Regions from separate parts of the Homo sapiens genome. Here regions 1, 2 and 3 are each linked to region 4. Evidence: chromatin loops called from intact Hi-C (ENCODE). Cell type or tissue: A673. All regions are shown on one strand.

What was found. Peaks named below come from ENCODE experiments on the same cell type or tissue, not always from the same donor. Only the 100,000 strongest peaks of a DNase experiment are listed, where the experiment ranks them.
Region 1: a loop joins it to region 4, with 7 times the contacts of the local background. A loop is called at or near these places in 47 of 110 quality-filtered maps.
Region 2: a loop joins it to region 4, with 13 times the contacts of the local background. A loop is called at or near these places in 28 of 110 quality-filtered maps.
Region 3: a loop joins it to region 4, with 4 times the contacts of the local background. A loop is called at or near these places in 60 of 110 quality-filtered maps.

What each region holds. Positions count from the first base shown.
Region 1 is chr1:58,161,271-58,166,270 of GRCh38, reverse strand. It overlaps a transcript of DAB1 not described here. Among named protein-coding and RNA genes, the nearest start is that of DAB1-AS1, 300 kb to the right of the region's middle. In A673, CTCF peaks have their summits at 2,894 and 3,094 (motif pointing right); a DNase peak (open chromatin) is centred at 3,130.
Region 2 is chr1:56,965,767-56,970,766 of GRCh38, reverse strand. It overlaps C8B (complement C8 beta chain), which reads left to right and starts at 4,752. Exons shown (of 12, transcript NM_000066.4): 1 at 4,752-4,910. The coding sequence starts at 4,819. It overlaps LOC112267900 (a long non-coding RNA gene), which reads right to left. Exons shown (of 8, transcript XR_007066117.1): 2 at 1,011-1,187. In A673, a CTCF peak has its summit at 2,323 (motif pointing right); a DNase peak (open chromatin) is centred at 2,346.
Region 3 is chr1:58,045,304-58,050,303 of GRCh38, reverse strand. It overlaps a transcript of DAB1 not described here and the pseudogene HNRNPA1P6. Among named protein-coding and RNA genes, the nearest start is that of DAB1-AS1, 190 kb to the right of the region's middle. In A673, CTCF peaks have their summits at 2,650 and 2,849 (motif pointing right); a DNase peak (open chromatin) is centred at 2,883.
Region 4 is chr1:56,829,578-56,834,577 of GRCh38, reverse strand. No RefSeq gene overlaps it. Among named protein-coding and RNA genes, the nearest start is that of FYB2, 13 kb to the right of the region's middle. In A673, a CTCF peak has its summit at 2,519 (motif pointing left); DNase peaks (open chromatin) are centred at 2,127 and 2,497; H3K27ac peaks cover 857 bases.

The DNA.
Region 1 (5,000 bases), 1.3 Mb before region 4:
TCTAAAACTAGATTGCAGTGATAGTTGCACGGTTATGTAAATTTACTGAAAATCTTGGAATTGTACACTTAAAACCAGTAAATTTTACAGTGTGTAGATTATATCTCAATAGAGCTTTAAAAATACAAAATCATATCTAGCTTGATGTATAGTCATTGATTAATAAATGTGACTTCTTCTCTTCCTCTTTAAGTACAGAGAGGCAAAATTGCATAGCAATTAAGAATCCAGGCCCTGAAGCTGAACCCTGGTCTTTCCACTTACTTACTAACCATGTGTCCTTAAAAACATTACTTAGTCTCTCTAAGGCTCAGGCTCTTCATGGTGAACTGAAAACAACAACAGCTATCTCATGGAGTTTTACAAAGAATTAAATGAGGCCACACACATAAGATGTGTAGCATACAGTAAGCCCACAATCAATGACAGCAACATAGTCTTCCAGATCCAGGACCTCCTGTCTGCCCATTTCTTATCTTTACAACAGTGGTTAAAACAGAGTTCTCTTTCCTCTTATTCTTCACTGATCCCCAAAACCTCTGCCCACTCTGGGATTTTCTCTACAAAATTTTAGTTGGTTTATAGGTCTATCCTGTGGTCTAGGCTTGGAATACTGCTTAGCATTATCTGAACATGAGTTGCTAGCCACTTATATGAGAGTGTCACTTGGAGGTAGATAAGCAACTTTAATAACACTCAACATGGTAACATGCATGCTCTGTTGTATCTACTTACATATGGGAAGCTCGCCGCCCTTTTGCAGATGTTATCAAGTGGCTTCTAAGGCATTCCTGTCAGGTAGAGGGAGCGAGGACCGAGAAGAGAGCCTCCTTTTGCAGACTGATAAAAGGATGTACAGAGAATCGGGGAGGTTTGCAGGAATTATATGGCAAACAGATGGAGAGAGGTGACTAATGGGAAGGAGGTCCTTGAGGGTTCCTCACACAGTGGGGTCACACTCTCACATCCCTCCGGGCCAGGCACTTGGTGAGTAATCTTGATGTAGAAAACCAGAGCAGGTTCAGTCTGCCTTTCACTTCCCCTCAGTGGAGAGAGTTCTGGGACACATCTGTCTGTCTTTACTTCAAGAAAAAGCAACAGTGTGAATGTGGCGATTAATGTGGTCCTATGGGCATTAGGCAGTGGTCAGGACCTTGGTGAGCTAGGGGGTCCGGGCCCCTTTCAAAAGGAGCATTTGTTAATCAGTCTCATTTTGTTTCCATGTGGAAATGGGGCCTAGAGTGGCCAGAACTATGCTTCCTTTAAAAGTTAGAAAATCAAGTTTTTGTGTGACATTTCCTAATTTTAAAATATTGCTAACATTTTTTTAAATGTTAGCCAAATGAAATACATCTACCAAATAGATATAACCCCAGACCTAACCCCTATTCTAAAGTAATCTTCTGTATTCATTATATATGTTAAGCAGATGCTGAAAGGAGCTCATGAGGATATAGTGGAGGGGATTCTTGCATTTAATAAAGGGTGGGATAGCTTATTATTGAGGACTCTTCCTTTTTGTTTTATTCTATTGTGTTAGAGAACTGGAGGTAGTGTCCAGGCCTAAGGCTGCAGCCACATCCTGGTTGTCCCAACACTCATCTCACTGGTAGCATTTCGTAATGTGTTATCATGTGTGCATGAGAATCACATCAATTTTTCCTTCATTGGCATGCTACATTTTAATAATTGTTCAGATTTCATTTTTTAAAAAAGGATGCTATTATAAGCTATAAAACTCAGAAGGGCTTTGAAAAATCAGAGCCGACTGGAAAAGCCTTTGCATTAAATGCCTGTTCTGAGTGGATGTGCTCATCTATACTTCAGATCAGAGAGATGTTTTTGAAGAAATACCATCAGCTATTTTGATATGTTCTTTGCTGACACATACTCACCACTGATTTCAGTATCTCCCAAGCCAACTTTGCAAAATAGAGAACTTAAGTGGAAATAAAGTTATCTGTATCCACTATTGCTTGGAGATGTGATGTAAAGCCTTAAAAGTGAATATGAGATTTGGAATTTAGAAAAGGAGCTCTTCTGACCTTTGATCACTCATCTTTTTTTTTTTTTTTTTTTTTAAGCTGAGCTCTCTTGAGTTGTTTAGTAGCTTTCATGGGCTAAATCTGTGAAATTCATTACCCTCCCCACACAGTGCATGGCTGATGATGTCTCCACTTAGTTTTGCTTTTTTCACTCATGTTTTTATTTTTAAGCCTAAGGGTTGCCACGTGTTTGCATAGCTCAGCAGTCAGAGTGGACAGAGGTTGTGTTCAAATACTTCAAGCTAGTAAGACTTTCTTGGAACTATGTGTGGGTAGAAAAGCATATTAAAAGTTTGGGTATTTTTCAAAGCTGTTCTGGCTTTGAATTTACACTGTGCTTTTTCTTGTGAGCTATGTGCATGTTCTCAGCCTCAAGATCAGCCAGGAGTGTGTGAACAGCTTATGCCAGATGAGCAGCCTCAGGCAGGAATACGTCTCTGTCAGACCAGTGGAGTTATTGACCCTCACTGCTGGCTGCCTTGGGTCATCACTTCTGCTGAAAATACACTTGAGCATGGGCATCTCCCACCTTTTTGAGCCTGGTGAGTCCACATTTACCTGGCAGAAAAGTTGTGGTCTTTAGGCTCATCCTGCCCTCTTCGAGCTTCCATATGGATTGGGAAGGAGTTCAGTCCCAGGCAAGCAGGCACCAGATTCCCCCTGTTCTGACCCAAAGTTCAGCAGATTTTCAAACATAAATGTTTCTCAGGTCGTTATATGCTGTTGTTCAACTTCCAACTCTGGGATGGTTGATTTTGCTAATTTTGTCCAGCTTTATAGATGTTGTGGAGAGAGAGGATTTGTCTATCTCTTCACTTGGCTATTCCTGGAACTTGTAATAGGTTTTGCTTTGCTTCACGCACTCCTGGCTACTGAGTCTTTCTCTCAAATGTCATTCCCATATCTACCGTCATGTCATTGCTTGCTCTGAGAACCGGACCTGCAATGTTTGTGCCAGTTACTAAGTTATTGGCACTTAGTTACAACGCTATCCTTTTGTTCTTAACTTCGTGATGAAATTTTTATCTTTGTCCACTGGCTCCCTCTTAGGCTCTGCCAGTAGAGGGTGCTAGAGGGAGACTCCATGACTGGATAGGGCCAGGCAGGACTTGCTCCTGGTTTGCTTCCCGGTTTTCGCAGGGCTAACTTAGAATAGGTTTCTCCACTTTGGCATTTTGGACTGAGTCATTCTTTCTTGGGGGATGGTGTCTCGTGTGTTGTAGGATGTTTAGCAGCACCCTGTCCTCTACCTACTAAATTGTAGTACCAATCCCTCAGTTGTGACAATTAAGACTGTCTTCAGACATTGCCAAATGTTCCCTGGAGGGCAAAATCGCCCCTGGTTTAGAACCACTGACCTAGAGTCTAGGTATAGACATACTTCTTCACTTTGGCAGCTGCAATTCCTTCCCTTGGCAGCAGCTGAATCCATTTTTGTAATAGACTATAATGTATACAGGCAATGTACACATATTCCTTATTATAATGTATACATACAATGTATACCACCTAGCCACTAAATAAGATGACTTACATCCATATTCATTGACTTTAAAAGATTTCTGTAACAGAATAATTGAAAAATAAAACAGGTTTCCAAAATAAAAAAGTAGAGTTTCAGTGTGAGTGTTTGTGAATGTGTTTGTGTATGCTGTGCAATTATGAATGCCTGGAAAGACCTTCGCTAAGGTGTTCAAGGAGGTGGGATTTTAGGAAACTTCTAGTCTCTTTGCGTTTTTCTGAATTGCTTGAATTTTCTGTATGTGCACAGGTTATTTTACAATGAAAACTGATGTAATTATACTTATTTAAAAGAAAAAGAAAGGCAGAAAGGAAGGTGGGGAGGAAATGAGTAACAGAAGGAAAAAAAGAATAGAGAAAAAAAAGAAAACAAGGTTGCTGTGGGCTGACAGAGACTTAAGAATAGCTATTATTTGGATCAGCCTTCTGAATTCATATACCTGGGTGCAGAGGTTTGACAGGATCGTTGTCAGTCTCGTATAGCACTGTCCTTTGGCATGATAAGAATATCCTCTTTTCCCGTTACTTTAAGGGCAAGATCTGCCTGTCAAGGCTGATTCTGCACTTTGAAGAATCATCCTTTATACCTCCCTCTCTTTCATGCCCTACATCCTATCTATCACCGAACATTGTTACCTCTTCCCCCTAAATAACCTGTCTCAGCCCCTCTGTACCTATTGTTACCTCCTCCCTTCTCTTCCCTGGACCATTGCAAAGCCTCCTAATTGGTTATCATGTTGTTGCTTTTGTACCCCTCAAATCCCATTCTTTATATTGCAGCCAGCCTAATCTTTCTAAAATGTAAATCTGACTATGTCATTCCCTAGCTTAAAAGCCTTAAATGGGTCTCCATCGAGAAGTAATAAAGTCAATAGTCTTGAACCAGGCTCTTGGTGACAATGCAGTAGTTAAGGAATGAATTCTGGAGTTCATAGCCAAGTTTTACTACTTACTAACTGAATGGCCTTGAACAAGTTAGTGAACCTCAGTTTTCTTTTCTGTGAAATGGGCATGATGACAGTATTTACTTGTATGATTACTGAGAAATTATATATATACATATATGTCTTTAAAACATGTATCTATATCTTTTAAATATATACATATACATATATGTTTAATCACAGAACAGTATTTGGCACTCAGTAAGTACTGATTAAATGTTACCTCATGTTATTGCCTGTCTTCGACTACTCTCAATTACTTACCCAGTGCTTCAGCTGCAATATAGTTTTGTAAAACACTTTGTTCTTCCAAACCTTTGTGATTCCAAATAATCCTGTTCCTGTTGCCTAAAATGCAAAGCCCAAGCTCTTTTCTTCTTCATCTTAAGGCATTCCCAAGTCCTAGAAATAAAAATCGTTTTATTCCACTTCCCAGGCTACTGTATGCATGTGTTCATGAATATGCATTGGGAATGTCTGTTTATAAGGC
Region 2 (5,000 bases), 140 kb before region 4:
CTAATCCATTCTCTACACTGTAGCAAGAGTAATCTCTCAAAGAAAGCAGTCCCTTTTCTTCTCCTCCTAACACCCTTCAATAGCTTCTCTTGCAGTTTGGATAAAATCCATGTCATTAGCATGCTCATCAGGCCCTACCTGATATGGCTCCTGCCTGCCTCTCCTGTTTCATTTCTTTCCATTGCTCATGCTGAACTCTGTGCTACAGCAACACTGAATGGCTTATGGTTCCCACAGACCCAGTGACCTTCCTCACCTTTGGATCATAACTTTGATGACCCCTTTATCTGTAATGCCACATGCCCTCCCTTTCATTTGCTAACTCCTCTTTAACCCTTAAGTGTCACCTCATTCCTGAGAATACTTTTCCAATGGCCACACACATACTTCGCTGATGCCTGAGCTATGCTGTGTAAACCTCTCTCATTGTCACACTGTACTGCTGTGATGTTTTACTGTGCCTGCCCATCTCACTAAGCTGTGAGCTTTCATAGGGAAGGTCCATTACACACTCATCTTTATACCCAGTCAAGTAGCATTGCACTTGGCATCTAGTAGGTGCTCAATAAATGATTGTTGAAGTGTTTTATCAACAAGCCTGCATTTGAAACTCAGTAAACTACAGCTTAGAGGGCTTAAGGGGTTGGTCCAGGATATAAACTAAGTCACAGGAGAAATGAGATGTCTCAGTCTTTCTGAATCCTCAAATACTTCACACTATATCACATGATCTTCAAAAGGAGACAGATAATTATGTTGGCTGAAAAAGTTGTATCTCTTGAGGAAATGTTTTGTTTTGTTTTACTTCTTTTAAATCTTAAGTCCTTTTGAGAATCTCAGGAAAGTTATGGATTTTTCCCCCAGAAAAATGTATATACACACCAAATTTTTTATGCAATGTAAGAATATATTAAAAGTATATTGGTCAGAATGGGGTAGGTATTATTGCAGCAACAATAAACCACCAAATCCCAATAACATAGCACAACAAAAGTTGAATTCTAACTCACATGAAGTCCTTTATGGGTCAACATGGGCTCTCCTCCATCCAATGACTCAGGGGTTTAGGCTTCCTTCACCATAAGACATTGTTCTGTCAACACATGCTTCCAAATCCACAGGACAGAAGACAGAAATGGACAGGGCACACTGGCTCTTAAGTGCTTCAGCCCGAAAGTGTCACATGTCTGTAAGAAATTGCCGAATGTCCACGAATTCCTTCCAAAATTGTAGGCATACCCCTTTGCAATGTGACTCTGCTCTTCCTCCCATCAACAGGTATAAGCTCTGTCTCTAGCTCTTGAATGTGGGCTTGGCCATTGCTTCAGCCAAGGAGACATTAAGAAACATCAGGCAAGCAGAAGTTTGGAAAGCACTTGTGCACTGGGGCTTGTCTTTTCTTGCTGCTTTTTGAAACCATTAGATCACCCTGAGATCAAGCCTGAGTTAGTCTATTTGGAGTCATGTGGCCCATTTACTTCATCACTTCAGCCAACAGCCAGTGCTAACTGACAGACAGAATGAATCATCAGGCAGGTGAGTAAGGCCATCCTGGACCAACCAGGCTCCTGCTGACCTACCAGTTGGCTGAACCAAGGCAAGGCCAGCACCCATTTTAGCCTAGGCCTATTTGATGACCCAAGGAATTGTGAGCTGATAAATGATGATTGTTTTAGTCTACAATTTTGGGATTATTTGTTATGCAGCAAAAGCTAACTAATACAAAAATAGGTACCAGGAGTGGAGTGCTGCCATAGCAGAAACATGAAAAGTGGCATTGGCTGTGGAACTGGGTGGAGCCTGGAAAATCAGTCAATAAAAGTTGGAAAAACAACAAACTGTTAGTGGATCCGCAGACCTAGAGTTACAAATTCCTTCATATCGTTTAAAGGCCTAGAGACATATGATCAGTTTCAAAGCTCTCGCATGGTCAGAGATGAGATCTATAGCCCTGAGTAAGAGCAGCTAGACCAGAAGAGCAGTGTGGTGTGATAACTGTGAAGACTTAAAGCAGTGCTGGCACATCCTAAGGGCAAGGGGAAGCTTCAGAGCTAGAAAAAGGAGCATTTAGGAGTCAGAAAAAAAAGTGTATCAAGCCAAAGATGTCCTACTAACCAGCTGTGGAAACAGCTGTGAAGCCCCATCTTAGAGGCTTGGAAGATGATATTATGTTTCTTGGCTTATTGTCAAAATCAAACAAGATGATGTATGGGAAAACTGTTAAATTGTTAAGAACTGTCCCTGAAAAATATGTGTATTACTATCACTAAAGCCTGAGGCTGCCGTCCTCCAGGCGGGATCTCAGGTGAGCTGCACTGGGAAACCACCAGGGGGCGCGATGAGGTTGGAACTCCGGGAGACCTGGGGGCGCCTGGAGCGTTAAGAACCCCAGGGGAATCTATTGGGAAGGCTTTCTTGAGCAAGTGACATTAATATAAAACTCGAATAATGAGTCGTATTTAGCTAAGTGGCACATACTCTGGACAGAAGGAACGGCATGCAAAAATCCTGGAGGTGAGAGAGCACAGGATTCACTCGTGTAACTGTCCTCTCTAAACCTGCAGGCTCCTCCGTGAGTACATCAGGTTGAGGAGGTCGAAGGGGAGCCCTGTCTTCTAAGGGTTTGGCTTCTCTTAAAGGCAGGCAGATAGGAGACAGGACATGGATCTTTCTTGAAACACAAGTTTCTGCTTGTTTACAAATGATTAACCACCACAATCAATTGCGTCAAAGTTCAGGTCAATTCATCCTTTGGGACAACGGTGACATGGAGTCTTGCACCTAGGCTTATGACAACTGGAATGCATCCTGGGTGGTCTGGCAGCAGAACTTGTGTTCTGTGTTTTGGACACAATTAATGTGAGAGGACTACCATCTTCTGTGGCTTTCCCATCCATCCCCTCACTATACTTCCTTATTTGATTCTCCAACCCCAACCCAGCTACTCGGCAGGGGTGGCAGGAGGGGGAGGCTTCCCGTTTTGTACGTTCAAACCCAAAACAAACTTATCAAGTAGGTAGTAATGAATTATTATCCCTATTTCACAGATGAGAAAACAGAGTCTTAGAGAAACTCTGTAACTGTGTTTAAGGAAAGCAAATCCAGTGTTCTTTCTACTAGCCCACCCTCATACCTTGCAAGCTGCCTCTCCCATGTGAGGTTCCTCACCCACATCTGCAATAGCAAAAGCAACAGGACGCCATCCAACACGTGGACTCAGCCCTTTATGCGTTGCAGGTTGGTTTTGTAAATGCCAGGTTGGTGCAGTTTGGACTTTAATATGTTGATTCTGGGGAGTCAGGGATGGTTTTCAGGAAGGTAGGTTTGAGAACCTCAGTCATTTGTATCTTTTGGGATGCAAACAATAACAACAACAGCACATATATATTTAGATAATTATTTTCATGTAGTTATTTCCTGGGTTTTTTTTGTTTTGTTTTGTTTTGTTTTATTTTGAGACGGAGTCTCGCTCTGTCACCCAGGCTGGAGTGCAGTGGCGCGATCTCGGCTCACTGCAAGCTCTGCCTCCCAGGTTCACGCCATTCTCCTGCCTCAGCCTCCCGAGTAGCTGGGACTACAGGCGCCCAACACCATGCCTGGCTAATTTTTTTTGTATTTTTGGTAGAGACGGGGTTTCACCATGTTAGCCAGGATGGTCTCGATTTCCTGACCTCGTGGTCCGCCCGCCGCGGCCTCCCAAAGTGTCATGTAGTTATTTCTATAATGCCTATTTGTTCAACAATTACACATTTAGTATTTGGTCTGACTCTCCCAACTGTGAGTGGTAAGTTGTCATAGTCCTCCTAATTTTACATATGAAGAAACAGAATCAGAGACAGTCAATAAAAATACCAGCTCACTTATAGAGAGTGCACATAGAATGTGCCAGGCAATGTTCAACATGTTTTGAACATGTTGTGAAGATTAAATAAATCTAATTTATTTAATAATAATAATTATAATTAATTATAATTACAATAATAATTAATAATAATCTAATTTATTTAATCTTCACAACAACCCGGTGAGGTTGGTATTATTATTATCCCTGTTTTATTGATGAAGGAACTTAGGCCCAGAGAGGGTTAGTAATTTTCTCTGGCCACACAGCTGGTGAATCATACAGAAGCAATTTGAAGTCAGGTAGATGGGTTCTAGAGCCCTACAGCCTCTTACTGACTTGCTCAACATCATGTAACTGGAAAGAGGCAAACATGGAATTCAAACCTTGGCCTGTCTGACTCCAAACCCTGAATTCTACTAAGTAATAATAGCTGACATATCTGAGCGCTGAACATAGGCCTGTTCTAAACATTTCCTTATATTAACGTGTTTAATTCTCACCACTTAGCAAGTAAGGAGAGTAAGGCACAGAAGTAAAGCAACTTGCCCATAGTCCAAAGCTGTTAGGTTGGTGCAAAAGTAATTGTGGTTTTTGCCATTAAAAGCAATGACAAAAACTGCAATTACTTTTGCACCAACCTAGTCAGTGGCAGAGAATGTACTTGAACCCAGGCTGTCTAGACCTAGATCCCACAGTCCTTGCCACCTCACTAATAGCCTGTCCACTTGGCAGCTTACCCTAAAGTTACAGAGGAATAAACACCATGCTGCTACAGATTTTTCATTATTCTGGTTGGTTTCCAGAGTGACAGGTAAGTTTTTGGTCTGTGCAAAGTCTGTTTCCAGTCACTAGTGGCTTTCTGTTTACTTTGCAGAGCTATTTGCTCTTGGGGACAGAAGCTGACAGTGGCACTCACAGCACAGGCTTGTTATGGGTCTAGCAGCCTCTGTGGCATCTCCTGTCACATTGGGAAAATGAAGAATTCCAGGACATGGGCTTGGAGGGCGCCGGTGGAGCTATTTCTTCTCTGTGCTGCCCTGGGCTGTCTCAGTTTGCCTGGCTCCAGGTAAGTGACAGTTACCAATAATTCCCTGATCAATAATATGACAGGGAAGGTGCAGCCACATGATGCTGACCATCTCTTTGTTGCATGCCT
Region 3 (5,000 bases), 1.2 Mb before region 4:
CTGTTTAATATCTTCCAATAGCTCCATGCTCTTTGAATATAGTACCAAACTCTTATAGGCTCACGAGAGCCTGTTGTAACTGGCCCGATAAATTTCAGACTCATTGCTTTTTCTTTCTGTTCTGGACTGTATTACTTTCAGATGCTCAACTGATCTATGTTCTCTTTTAACTCAGGGCCTTTGTACGTGCTATTCTGTTGGCCTAGAATACTGCCTTATACACCCTCTACACTTCTCCATACAATCCTCTATCTAGATGATCTCTACTCATTGTTATGGTCTCCATTTAATATCACTTCTTTAGAGTTCCCTGCATGAGATTCCATACGGTTCCCAACTTCATGCCTTCATGGTTTCCTGCATGCCCCCTTTTCAAACACTAATGGTTTTTTCAAAATAATTTCTTTCCCTACCAGGCTAAAAGCCCCAAGAAAGGAGAGGTGGATTCTATTTTGTTCACTGCTGTGTGTGTGTGTGTGTGCATATGCGTGTATGCCAGGCATATAATATGTATTCAATAAGTATCTATTGAATAAATAGTGATCATGTAATACTAAAACTATCCTGCAATGTGAGGTATCATTTCTATTTTTCAGATAAGAAGACTAAAATCTAAAGAGACTAAATTTCAAACTCAAGGTCATATAGCAAATAACATAGTTAAGAGTCAAATCTAAGTCTGGATCCAAAATCCATGCTCTTTCTTCTATTCCAAAATAATTTTCTCCAGCTAATCAAATATTCTACTTACCAGCAGGTCACAACCTATGTCATATACTTGGTTCTAATTTGGAAAGAATTATAATTTACCAGACACAATCAATTCCTTCTGCAATGATGCAGAAGGCCCCATAGAACCTTTCAATGTGGTTGCTGAATGACTCTGAGCATAATTATTATCGGAAAGAAGTGCAAAAATAGTTCAGGTTAAGATACATTCGTCAGCTTGCTCCTTTCTGCCCGTGGATGCCGCCGAAGAAGCATCGTTAAAGTCTCTCTTCTCCCTGCCATCCTGTCTAAGTCAGAGTCTCCTAAAGAGCCCGAACAGCTTAGGAAGCTCTTCACTGGAGGGCTGAGCTTTGACACCACTGATGAGAACCTGAGAAGCCATTTTGAGCAATAGGGAACGCTCACGGACTGTGTGGTCCTGAGAGATCCAAACACCAAGTGCTCCGGGGGCTTTGGGTTTGTCACATATGCCACTGTGGAGGAGGTGGATGCAGCCACAAATGCAAGGCCACACAAGGTGGGTGGAAGAGTTGTGGAAACAGAGAGCTGTCTCAAGAGAAGATTCCCAAAGACCAGGTGCCCACTTAACTGTGAAAAAGGTATTTGTTGGTGGTTTTAAAGAAGACACTGAAGAACATCACCTAAGAGATTATTTTTAACAGTTGGAAAAATGGAAGTGATTGAAATCATGACTGACTGAGGCAGTGGCAAAGAAAAAGGGGCTTTGCCTTTGTAACCTTTGACAACCATGATTCCGTGGATAAGACTGTCATTCAGAAATACTATACTGTGAATGGCCACAACTGTGAAGTTAGGAAAGCCCTGTCAAAGCAAGAGATGGCTAGTGTTTCATCCAGCCAAAGAGGTGAAGTGGTTCTGGAAACTTTGGTGGTGGTCGTGGAGGTGGTTTCAGTGGGAATGACAACTTTGGTTGTGGAGGAAACTTTAGTGGTCATGGTGGCTTTGGTGGCAGCTGTGATGTCAGTGGATATGGTGGCAGTGGGGATGGTTATAATGGGTTTGGCAATTATGGTGGTTATGGAGGAAGTGGCCCTGGTTACTCTGGAGGAAGCAGAGGCTATGGAAGTGGTGGACAGGGTTATGGAAACCAGGGCAGTGGCTATGGCGGGAGTGGCAGCTATGACAGCTATAACAATAGAGGTGGAGGTAGCTTTGGCAGTGGCAGTGGAAGCAGTTTTGGAGGTGGTGGAAGCTACAGTGATTTGGGCAATTAAAACAATCAGTTTTCAAATTTTGGACCCATGAAGGGGGGAGATTTTGGAGGCAGAAGCTCTGGCCCCTATGGCGGTGGAGGCCAATACTTTGCCAAACTGTGAAACCAAGGTGGCTATGGCGGTTCCAGTAGCAGCAGTAGCTGTGGCAGTGGCAGAAGATTTTAATTAGGAAACAAAGCTTAGCAGGAGAGAAGAGCCAGAGAAGTGACAGGGAAGCTATAGGTTACAACAGATTTGTGAACTCAGCCAAACACAGTGGTGGCAGGGCCTAGCTGCTGCAAAGAAGACATGTTTTAGACAAATACTCATGTATATGGGCAAAAAACTTGAGGACTATATTTGTGACTAATTGTATAACAGGTTATTTTAGTTGCTGTTCTGTGGAAAGTGTAAAGCATTCCAACAAAGGGTTTTAATGTAGATTTTTTTTTGCACCCATGCTGTTGATTGCTAAATGTAATAGTCTGATCGTGATGCTGAATAAATGCCTTAAAAAAAGTAGTTCAGGTTATTTATGTTTCCTTTTTCTTGGATGCCGGATAAACAGTTGTTGACTGGACTTTCAACTCAGGCAGAGAGATGATCTAGTTAAGTTCCTGGCCTGAGAGAGTGTCAATAGAAGAGCCCATATTTCTCACATGTATGGAATTGCGTGAAGATCTTTCATTTATTCTACTCTGCTGTAATTCAATGTGATTACTTTGACTAGTGAATGAGAGGTGGCTCTTTAACCATAAACAAGCGAATGGGTTAAAAAAAATCAAAATTAGTATCTATGCTTTCAATGAGAGGAGTGAAGGGGCTATGATAAAGATTAGTAGGACACAGGGGCTGGTGGCTTCATTGCACCCACACCCCTCATTTGTGAGATGCCACTCACCTGTACATCCACCAGAGGGCAGCAGCAGCAGCGAAGGCCCACCTCCCTGGTGCCACACTTCACACCACACTGTCCAACCACACGTGGCTATTGGGCACCTGAAATGTGGCTAGTGCCACTTGTTGAAATGATAACAGTTTGGATATGTTGAAAGATAACAGTTTAGATATATTGGATTAAAGAAAATATATTATTAAAATTCATTTCACCTGTTTTTTTATTTTACTTAAATGTGGCTAAGTGGCAAATTTAAGGTGACATATGTGGCTTGCATTCATAGCCCATGCTATATTTCTTTTGGGTGAAACTGCTTGACACAATCCATGGCATAATAAAACAGAATTTCCAAAATAACTAAAGTTTGAATCTCATTTTCAGGCTATGTATATATTATACAAATATCATGTCATGGTAAGAATTTGGAGGGATCTTGGAGCTTGTCCTTATTTTACAGCTAAAGAAACTGAGGCTCAAAGAGATGAAGCAACTTTGCCCAAGGTCACACAACCAGTAAGTGGCACGGCTGGGCTTTGAACTTCAGTTTCAAACAAAATCAGTTCTTCTCCACTCAGTGAGTGGCCCAGAAATTGTAGGTATCCCTGGACTTAAAGAGTGTACCTCTGAGAGCTCCCATCCCTCTATCCCCAGCACCAGTGGCTGGCACATGGCAGGAGCTCTGTTCTACAGCATCCAGTCTGTGTGAGATGCTTTGTTTACTGCACCACACAAAGGATACCAAGACAAGTGCTGCTCAGGCTCTGTTCTCTGGAAGCTCATGGCATAGTAGAGAAGATACCAGATGGACAGTAACCAATTAAAATTGTAAAACAAGTTCTAGCTAAGTACCTTGAAACTAATGTGGAAATGTGTTCAACCTCATTAGTAATTTAAAAAATGCAAATAAAAATAATGATATGACATTGTACTTTACTCACATCCTTCCTAGTTTCAGAGGGCCTTAAAGTAGTTCATAATCCTACCTTCGAAAAAAAAATCAACAGAAAATAAAATCAACAACAAAAAAAGAAGTTCTTCTTTATGTAAATGTGTTCTATGGGAGGGACAAGATGTCACCCAAGTAAATGATTTGGACGATATAAACATTTCAATTGCCGTGATGTCCTTTGCCTCAGTTTGCTTAGCTTTGAGAAAAGAAGTTAGTTATAGCCAATTGGATATTTGATATACACTAGGAAAAATATTTATCTTTATTTAGTTTAAGAAAATCCAGAATTCCCAGGCTTTTCTTCAGTATCAAAATGGAAAACTTACTTAACAGAAGAAACCAAAACTTATTCTGTCTCTGGTATCTACCACAGGACTTTACATATATCATGGACTTAACTCAATAAAGCCTTGCTGAATACAGGAAGGTACCTGCATTTATTCTATGCCAGTTATGTGCCCATATACCTTAACAGGCCTCTTTCTATAAATAAGGTCATTTAATAACCTTAAAACCCTGAAAATTTTAGTCTCCATTTTCAGATAAATAACAGAGGCTCCAAAAAAAAAAAAAAAAAATTGATAATCTTGCCCAAATCCCTAATTACCAGGGAGCAGAGCTGCAATTTGGACCCATAATGTATTTTGTTCCAAAGCTTGCATCTCTATGCTGTGTGAAAGGATAGGAGAATAAATGGAAAAAAAGAGAAGGAACAAAGGGGAAAAAGGGAAAAGAGGCAAAAAGGGAGAGAAAGGAGGCAAGAGAAGGATGGAGATGAAAACAAAGATGCAAGGGAAGAAAGGGGTGAGTGAGTATGGATTTCTACCTCTTTCAGCACATAGTCTAAAAAGAAAGATAAAGAGAAGGGTCAAAGCTTCCCTGGAAAAAAAATATTCCTAGCAATTTGGAGAGACAGTTTTTAAAATGGCAGGTTAGGAATTCATCTACTGTCGAAGGCTTGGCTCTCAGAAGTTCCCCCAGGATGGTTTCTTCTCTTGCCACCTCATTATCGCCGGGAACAATCTGCATGGCCAGTAATGAGAGGATCTTAATGCCGGCAGTCTCAAGAGTGGGTAACAGCCCCGCTCGCGGAGTTGGGGTCACAGGTTCAGGCCTGGATGCTGTGGAGAGAGCTGCGTGAAGCTGCAGACCGTCCCCCTGGACCAGCAGTCCATTAGCCCTTACCCCCTCGGTATGGCAGTAATGAGTA
Region 4 (5,000 bases):
CACTGAGCTGACCCCCAGAGTCCTGGTAATCTTCAGAATGCCTGCAACTCACCTTCTTCCAAGCTCTACACGTTGCACCTCCAAGTTCCCTAGACACTAGCTATCTTAGTCCATTCGGGCTATGATAACCCAGAATACTCATAGACTTGGTGGCTTAAACAACAAGCATTTTATTTCTCACATTGCTAGAGGCTGGGAAGTCCAAGATCAAGGCCCCAGCAGATTCAGTGTCTAGTGAAAACCCACATCCTTGTTCACAGACACCAGCTTCTCACTGTAACCTCACATGGTGGAAGCAGTGAGGTAGCTCTCCATGGCCCCCTTTTTTTTATATATTATACTTTAAGTTCTAGAGTACATGTGCAAAATGTGCAGGTTTGTTACATATGTATCCATGTGCCAGTTGGTGTGCTGCACCCATCAACTTGTCATTTACATTAGGTATATCTCCTAATGCTATCCCTTCCCCCTCCCCCCACCCTACGACAGGCCCCAGTGTGTGGTGTTCCCCTTCCTGTGTCCAAGTGTTCTCATTGTTCAATTCCCACCTATGAGTGAGAACATGTGGTGTTTGGTTTTTTGTCCCTGCGATAGTTTGCTGAGAATGATGGTTTCTAGCTTCATCCATGTCCCTACAAAGGACATGAACTCATCCTTTTTTATGGCTGCATAGTATTCCATGGTGTAAATGTGCCACATTTTCTTAATCCAGTCTATCATTGATGGACATTTGGATTGGTTCCAAGTCTTTGCTATTGTGAATAGTGCCATGGCCCCTTTTATAATAGCACTAATCCCATTTGTAAGGGCTCCACTCTCATAACCTTAGCACCATCCAAAGGCCCCGCCTCCAAATATCATCACATCGGGGGTTAGGATTCAACTTATGAATCTGGGGGGCACACAAACATTCAGTCGTTTGCCCCAGCAGAGGCTCTGAGCTTTATCAGCTCTTATTGTTCTGCTTGTCACACAGTCAGGAAAAGGTCTCCAAGTAGTCACAGCAGCTGATGGGAGCCTTGGTTTACAGGTTCACATTCCCACTGCCTGCTGCTTTGTTCCCTGTGCTTGAGAAAAAGGCCTTCTCAGCTCAGTGAAGGGCCTCAGTTCTCTGGAGAACACATAGCCCTGGAAACATGCTTTTTCTTTAGAGCTAAGGGATTCGGTAAGCCTGCCTCCACACCCGAGCGGGTCCACCTTCACCCACTCCTCATCCCTACAATGGCTTCAAAGCAAAACCTCATTCATCCAGGCCCACAGACTCAGAATATGTGACAATGTAGAATCCAGCAACTCTGTTCAAATGTATTTGTTGCCATCTGTAGGGAAACAAGAGACCTTATCAAAGTAGAAAGCTAACATTTATTGAGCTAGGTACTCATGTATACTGTCTCATTCCAGGTTTGTGTTCATTCTGGGAGATAGGTATTGTATTATAGAAACCGAAGATGGAGGAGGTTCAGTTATTTGCCCAAAGTCTCAGTTTTACTGACTCACAGAGGCAAGGTTCAGGCTCTGTTTTTCTGGAGTCAAGGAACCATGCTTGTCCCATCACACGACACTGCTGCTTGGCAAGAGAGTGATGCTCATACAATTGATTGGAAAGAATAGGAGGGCTCTTTGAAAACAACAATTTTGTTTATTAGAAGAGGATCTCTTCTGGCTGGAAGTAGTGATTCATACCTGTAATCCCAGCACTTTGGGAGGTTGAGGCAGGAGGACACATTTTCTTGAGCCCAGGAGTTTGAGGCCAGCCTGGGCAACATAGCGAAACACACACACACACACACACACACACACACACACACACACACACACACACATTCTCTCTCTCTCTCTCTCTCTCTGTGTGTATATATATATGTCTGTGTGTATGTATATATATATACATACATATATGAGAATATCTTCTGAGCTTCATTATTATATTGTATGCCTACAGAGTTAGAAATAATAAAACTATATTTCCTAAAACAATTTGCTATTGCTCACTATTCAGTTGTTTGGACAAGAGTACTCTGACTCACTTCCCTTGTGCTGTGGAAAGAATGAGAGTTATACACAGTGTTACTGCACACGCATCACACACATACCTTCCAGTCGCCTTCCCCAGCCCATCAAATTCCACAGCCTTCAGGGCAAATATCTCATGCCCACTAGGGCCAGAATTCACATCCTCTGATTTGGGTTTTAAAGACAAAGATTTACACAGGGTAACAATCTTTTTTTTTTTTTTTTTTTTTTTTTTTTGCTGTGGTTGTCTCCAATTTCCCATTGTCTGAATCATAGCCATGGAATAAAGTGCATCTTTTTCTAACATAGAATATATTACTCCTGAAATAGTAGGAAATGTTGATAATTGCCTTTTATTGGACTTACAAATAATTTATAAGTTGGTCCGGTTAAAAAAAAAAAGTATCATAGTCTTTTATTTCTTTCGTTTCTTCCTCCAGGCTAGAAGCAACCTCTAAAAATAGCTACCTGTGCAGGGATGGGCCTAGCGCTCCCCCTGGTGGTCATAGTGCAGGATTGCGGCTTCCGTAAATGGACCTGAAGCGGCAGACCCTGCATTTGAATTAATTCTTTCTCCCCTAAGTACACAGAGAAATGTGATTTGTTCTTCCCAGTCATGCCTGCATTACAGAGCACTTCTGCTTATAAAGTCCATCTGCTTTGAGGGTAAGTAAATGATCAATTCCTCATATACATTATTATGTGGTGAACATTTTTCTCAAGTAACAACAGCCTCTGTGGTTCTATCAAATGTCAGGGGGGCTGGGGGTTTCTTCTTCCCTTAAGAAGATACTGAGGGAAGAAATATCAGCTGACCTTTGCATAAGCAGTGTAACTACGTATGGAGGGGATTAGCTAAATACGACTGTGTATGGGGGGTGGAGGCGGAGGAGAAAAAGGAAGAGAAGCAAGAGAAACAGACGCGGAAGGAGTCGGTAGAACGAGACGGTTAGCTTAGAATCCCGGCCCCACTTACAAGCTGCACCAGGAGGGATCCTGGGATGGCCCTCCACAGGGGTGACAGGGAGATGCTCGCCCTCTTCCTCTGGGCACGAAGAAGACTGTTCCCCAGCCTCCCTTGCAGTTGGCCACGCTACTAGATTCTGGACAGTAGGACGTGGGCAAAAGTGATGCCACACTTCCAGGCCTTACCTCTGAAGCTTCCCTGAAGATTTTTCACACACTCTGTCTCTAAATCCACACCAACGGAAACAAAATATTCCAAAACGTCAGGATCACACAAGGGAGGTGAACCAAATCCATGAATCATCATCTAAAGGACACCCACCCAGGAAAGCCACCTAATTCTCATTAGATTGTGATGTGAGCAGGAAATACTCATATATATGGTAAAGTGCTGAGATATGATGACTGTTTGTTAGAGCAGCCAGGTTCAACTACCCTGACTATTAAAGGAAGTCACTGAATCCCCCTGGGCCACCATTTCCTCATCTAAAGATAGGGTAAATATATAAAGAATCAACAAAACAATGTATGTGAAAACATTTGGCATCTATCAGGGCTGAATAAATGCTGATTTAAAAGCTATCGTGAGGCCGGGCGCGGTGGCTCACGCCTGTAATCTCAGCACTTTGGGAGGCCGAGGCGGGCGGATCACGAGGTCAGGAGATCGAGACCATCCTAGCTAACATGGTGAAACCCCGTCTGTACTAAAAATAGAAAAAATTAGCCGGGCGTGGTGGCGGGCGCCTGTAGTCCCAGCTACTCGGGAGGCTGAGGCAGGAGAATGGCATGAACCTGGGAGGCGGAGCTTGCAGTGAGCCGAGATGGCGCCACTGCACTCCAGCCTGGACGACAGAGCAAGACTCCGTCTCAAAAAAAAAAAAAAAAAAAGCCATTGTGCTTCACACAAGCAATATTTTCATGCTGGAAGAGCATTTTTGTGGCTATTACCCAGGTTTTTATTTGTAAGAAAAAGAAGATCCAACTCCAATGGGCGAACTGAAAGGGGATTTTATTGGCTTCCAGAGCTGGAAACTTCAAGCCTAGATGAAGCCTTAGACCTGGTTTAATCCATTCAGCAACTCAAGGACCACTCTTTATTCTGCTTGGTAAAGCTTCATTCTTAACCTGACTCCCCTGATGGTCAAAGATGGCTGTCAGCAGCTCCTGCTACTACATGTTCCTAGTGAGCTTTAAGGGCAAGAGGAAACCCCATCCCAATATTTCGAGAAAAAAAATCCCCTGATTGGACTGGCTTAGATCATATGCTTACAAGTGAACCCATCCCTTTGTTGAGATGGAGAATATGTGCTGATGAACTGCCAATCAGTTCCCACATTTGGGGCTGGTGGGAATCTGATTGGTGGAGGCAGGGGGGGAGGGACGGAGGGGGAGGAACCAGCTTTTCCTTAACTCACAGAGGGATTTAAGTGGGAGTGGGGGAAGTATGAAAGCACACATTTTTTTTTTTAATAATGTTTTAAAGCCGAGGGAAAGGGGAGCAGGGATAAGTGTATTCTAGCGAGTCTACCAAAAATGGGTGCCACAATTGGTATGTTTTTTTTCCCTTGACGTAAGAAAGAAGTTGTAGGGGTAGATGGTTAATATTATTTTGTGATCACTCAGAATGGTCATTTAACCTTTCAGAAATCTGTAAGTTAACTGGACATTATGGGTTTCAACTTCCTAACCTCTGACAATGAGTTTCCTAAAATATCCTCAGATATCGACTTCTTGAAATATGCTCAGATTTTGACTTCCTGTCTCTCTTGACAGTGCAGTGTTTTTTTTTTTAAAGTTTTGTAAGAATAATTTAATTCCTTGCTCTTCTGCTTTTCCTCCCTCTTTATTTCTTTGTATTGTCCTTTGATTTTGTGCAAGTGTTTTAGAAAGCATAAGGTTCTGTACAAATGGGAGGGATTTTTCTTCTCCTCTGCTCTTCATGCCTAAGGTAAATCATATGATACTTAATCATAAAATCATGAGACTGATTTTTTAAACAGACTACTTAGATATTCGAATGA